Regions from separate parts of the Homo sapiens genome. Here region 2 is linked to region 1. A link is an interaction called in ENCODE POLR2A ChIA-PET data of the cell type or tissue named here. Cell type or tissue: PC-9. All regions are shown on one strand.

Evidence for each region. Peaks named below come from ENCODE experiments on the same cell type or tissue, not always from the same donor. Only the 100,000 strongest peaks of a DNase experiment are listed, where the experiment ranks them.
Region 2: POLR2A ChIA-PET joins it to region 1 with 9 read pairs; 2 of 35 experiments call an interaction of 5 or more read pairs at or near these places.

Annotation. Positions count from the first base shown.
Region 1 is chr13:51,871,842-51,874,341 of GRCh38, reverse strand. It overlaps a transcript of TMEM272 not described here. Among named protein-coding and RNA genes, the nearest start is that of CCDC70, 11 kb to the right of the region's middle. In PC-9, no CTCF peak of the experiment used is centred here; no DNase peak of the experiment used is centred here.
Region 2 is chr13:52,445,397-52,447,896 of GRCh38, reverse strand. The region is part of intron 1 of VPS36 (vacuolar protein sorting 36 homolog); the gene reads left to right. Among named protein-coding and RNA genes, the nearest start is that of VPS36, 4.0 kb to the left of the region's middle. In PC-9, no CTCF peak of the experiment used is centred here; a DNase peak (open chromatin) is centred at 1,416.

The DNA of each region.
Region 1 (2,500 bases):
AGAAACCCACTCTTGCTAGCTTATTAGAGATGGCATTTATCGAAGGATATTAAGTAGCTCAGGAAATTTCCCCCACAGCCAGAGAGTGAGGGTAAGTGACTACACAGCCAAGAACATTATGCAGAAAATAGTTCTGGAATGCTCCAAAAGAGCCCTTATTGCCCCTGCAGCAGGGTGTGGGCTCTGGCTCACACTACTGTCCCAGGCAGGGACCCCTCTGCCAGGGCCTCTGTTCCTGCTCTTCTAAAAGCTTGATTTCCTGCCCTCACACAATGACTTTCATATGGCATCTTTCTCTTCACTGAGGTCTGGCATGGATGCCTGTGATTGGTGGAGCCTGGATCACATGTCTGAGTTCTGGCTGTAAGGGAGGCTGGGAAATAAATTTCTGACTTTCACAGATGAGACGGAAAATTCCCCAAACACAAGAAGGGTGTTCCAAAGGTGCTGGGCAGCCACAAAGCCTTTGAGTATTCCCTGCATAGTCTCTGCTCTCTTCACCTTACAGTCTGCTAGAAGATGGGTGACCAGTGCTGGGCCAGGGGAAGTACAGGTAGAAGAGGGACCCTAGAAGGATCGCGAGGTCAGGAAAGGCTCTTCAGAGTCAGCCATATCTAGGCTGATACTTGAAGGATGAATGTGAGCTCATCCTGGTGAAGGCTGAGGGAAGAACATCCCAATTACTGTAGTGACACATGCAAAAGTCCAACATCACAAGGGAATTAGACACTGCAGGGAAGTGAGAGACGTTCTGTGTGGCTGGAGCAGAAGGATGGGGCAGAACAACTGGTGGTTTAACAAGCCCTCCGGTTGATTCCGATGTATGATGAAATTCAAGAAACATTGCTTTAAGTAATATGCTTATCTTACTACTTTAAAAATTTTTAGTGTTAGGCATTATATACTGACTTCCCACAACTAAAAAATGAGCAGATTTCCCATCCCCTCTCTCATTCCAATATTGTGTATTGTAACTTGGGTGGATCACTATTCGGTGCTATTTATATTTTACATAACTACATAAATGCCATTCACAGCTGGGTATGTAGTAGACCACACTATTCTTCCTTTCCTGCACAACTCTTTGTTTGACATTAATATGTAACTGTTGTTTTTCTCTCAGTTGCTGAGTTTTCTCCATACTTACTACTAATTCACTCTCAAACTCTCCTCCAGCAATGTTCATTCTCCTTTTAACACCTTCAGTTACTTTAGGAGTTCCATTAATTTCGTCTTGTCTTTTTTAATGACTTCCGACTGCTCCATTCTGGACTGGGGTTCTGCCTGGGCCTGGGCCACAGCTGTCCCCTGGGATCTCCCCTCCCCTGACCACTGTATTGGATCTCCTGCTTCCTGATGCCACCTCTACCCCTGTCTTGCTTAACTCCCACATTTTGGTGGGGCTTCCCAGAAGAGGGGGCATTCGTGTGAATTGAGATCTCATGTGCCTGAAAAACGCCTTTATTCTACCCTCATTCTTGATAATTCGTCTAAGAATAAAACTTGGAGTTGAAAATCATTTCTCTCAGAATTTTGACATTAATGTTTCCTTGTCCTCCATTGTTCTAACACCCTCCAGTGGTGTCATTGAGAAATCTGAAGCTATTTTTATTGCTTGTCTTATTTTATATAACTTTATTTTTATTTTTGTTACTTGCTCTTGTTCTGTCTCTCTTCCACTTTTTCTCTGTAGGAGATTTTAGGCCTTCTCTTTGCTCCCAGTATTCTGAAATTCCATAGTGATGTGTCCTGGTTGGATCTGTTTTCATCCACTCTTCTGGGCACTCATGAGCCCTTTCCATCTGCAAACTTGTGTTCTGGGACATAGTCTTGGATGATTTTTTTGAGCATGTCTTCCCCTATGTTCTTTTCCTTTTCTTTCTTTTTTGATCTCAGTGTGTGGAGGATGGAACTCCTGGTCTAAGCCTCTCTCTCTCTCTCTTCTTAAACTTCCCCTATCTATGTTTGTCTTTTTGCTCATCTTCTTAGAGAGTTCTTCAACCTTATCTTCCAACTCACTTCTTGAACTTTTCATTCCTGCTGTCATATTGTCCAATAACTCTTTTTTTGGTTTTCTGAATATTCCTAGCATTTTGTTCTTGTTTCAGTGATGCAATATCTTTCTTATCTCTCTATGGATATTAATAATAATTTATAATCTTTTAGAAGCTTCTTTCTCCCTGTATATTCTCTGTTTCCTCCAAGCTACAGTTATCTGTTAATTTTAGGCTATATCATATTAGAGGCTTTCCAAAAGTGCCCCGTGATCCTTGGACATCTGCTCATATTTAAGAGAGGAGCGATAAAACAGTTATTAGAAGCTCTGTGTGCATGGGCGAGTCCCCAGAATTAGCACTTCTAGGCCTATTCTCCTGAGCTGGTCAAATTCCCTGGGGAAGATGCTTCCATTCTCCTGTTAGAAGGGACAAGTTTGGCTGCCAGCATTCTGGGAGCTGAGTGAGGAAGGAAGGCTGGAAAGCCTCTGGGCGTCTCTGTTTGT
Region 2 (2,500 bases), 570 kb before region 1:
ATCAGACTCAAAGCCTGTGCTTTGTTCATGGAGCTACAGTGAGCCGAGATTGTGCCACTGCACTCCAGCCTAGGCAACAGAGCGAGATTCTGTCTCAAAAAAAAAAAAAAATGACTTCATAATGTAGCAGTCACCGGTGTCACCCTTGATATAATGTTTAATACAGCTAATCTTCCCAAAGATGGGGAACTGAGACCCCACAGGTGATAGCTGAGAAAACTGTGAGCTGTCTAAGGTCACACAACTAGTAACTGGTAGAGCTAGAATTGCAAACCAGATCCAATGGACTGCTCTTCCCACGCCCAAGTGCCTCTTATGAATACATGCAGACTCGCTTGTTTATACAGGCACAGTTTTCATGGGCTCATTATGACTAGATAATGTGTTACTTTCATAAGCAGTGTAGACAGGTCATTTGTTTGACTTCACAGACACTTCTGTAGCCTCAGCCAATTTAAAAAATAATGTAAGGTTAGTAATGTGTAAAGTGGCAAGTTGGCAGCATATATCAGAAGATTTAGAAAATTGTTTATTCTTTTTCAGCTAACTCACTTTTAGGAATTTACCCTTGGGAAATAATCAGAAATGCATAAAAATATTACATATGAGAATGCTCATCTCAGCATTATTATGTATTACATATAATATTATTATATATGGAAAAATTGGAAGCAATCTGAATGTCCACCATAGGGATTGGTTAATTAAATTATGGCATGGGGCCAGGCGTGGTGGCTCATGCCTGTAATCCCAGCACTTTGAGAGGCTGAGGCGGGTAGATCCTCTGAGGTCAGGAGTTTAAGACCAGCCTGGCCAACATGGTAAAACCCCGTCTCTACTAAAAATACAAAAAATTAGCTGGGCGTGGTGGCGGGTGCCTGTAATCCCAGCTACTTGGGAGGCTGAGGCAGGAGAATGGCTTGAACCCGGATGGCAGAGGTTGCTGTGAGCCCAGATCGCACCATCGCACTCCAGCCTGGGCAACAAGAAACTCCATCTCAAAAAAAAAAAAAAAAATTATGGCATGCCCTAATTAGCATGAGGAATTGCCAATGATAGGCTGCTAACTATATTTTCTAACTATACTATTAATAATAGTTATAAACCTATCATTCTATTTAAAGGTTATATATGTATACATAAACATCTGTGTATATATACATACACACTCTGGCTGGTATGAGTTATTATTTCATTTTCTTTTTCAGGCTCTAAATATTTTCGAGATTTTCAACACTGAACATGTATGACTTTTATAACAGAAAAAATGTAAATTAAAAAAAAAAGCAGGTTAAGAACTTTTCAGTGAGTGCTGAAGTTAGATCAATTTTTAAGCAGTTAAAATTATTCTAGGTTCTGAGTGGTGTAAGCAAACCAGCCTAAACTTGACTATCAGGTTTAGATCTTAATCCACTGGAATCCTGAAAGGGAACTGTTACACAATTTCTTCACTTAGAGCAGCAACATTTTACATTTGCACATTGTTAATTGAGGTAGCAGTGGAACATAGGCTGGCTCCAGCCTTAAATTAACATGTATGTGCTTGGATTTCAGTAAGATAACATACGAAGTTTCTTAATCAGAACTATATGTTCTATAATGCAGCATTATGTACTTTTTTTTTTTTTTTTCAGACGGAATCTCGCTCTGTTGCTCAGTCTGGAGTGCGGTGGTGCGATCTTGGCTCACCGCAACCTCTGCTTCCCGGGTTCAAGCGTTTCTCCTACCTCAGCCTCCCCAGTAGCTGGGATTACAGGCGCCCGCCACCACGCCCGGCAATTTTTTTTTTTATTTTTTATTTTTTATTTTTAGTAGAGACGGGGTTTCACCATGTTGGTCAGGCTGGTCTTGAACTCCTGACCTCTTGATCTGCCTGCCTCGGCCTCCCAAAGTGCTGGGATTACAGGCGTGAGCCAAGGTGCCCGGCCTTTTTTTTTTTTTTTTTTTTTTTTTTTTTGAGATAGAGTCTTTCTCTGTCGCCCAGGCTGGAGTGCAGTGGCGCGATCTCCGCTCACTGCAAGCTCCGCCTCCCGGGTTCACGCCATTCTCCTGCCTCCGCCTCCCAAGTAGCTGGGACTACAGGCACCCGCTACCACACCCGGCTATTTTTTTTTTGTATTTTTAGTAGAGACGGGGTTTCACCGTGTTAGTCAGGATGGTCTTGATCTCCTGACCTCGTGATCCGCCCGCCTAGGCCTCCCAAAGTGCTGGGATTACAGGCGTGAGCCACTGCGCCCGGCCTTTTTTTTTTTTTTTTTGAGACGGAGTCTCCCTCTGTCACCCAGGCTGGAGTGCAATGGCACGATCTCAGCTCTCTGCAAGCTCCACCTCCCGAGTTCACGCCATTCTCCTGCCTCAGCCTCCGGAATAGCTGGGACTACAGGTGCCCGCCACCAAGCCTGGCTAATTTTTTGTATTTTTAGTAGAGACGGGGTTTCACCGTGTTAGTCAGGATGGTCTCGATCTCCTGACCTCGTGATCCGCCTTCCTCGGCCTCCCA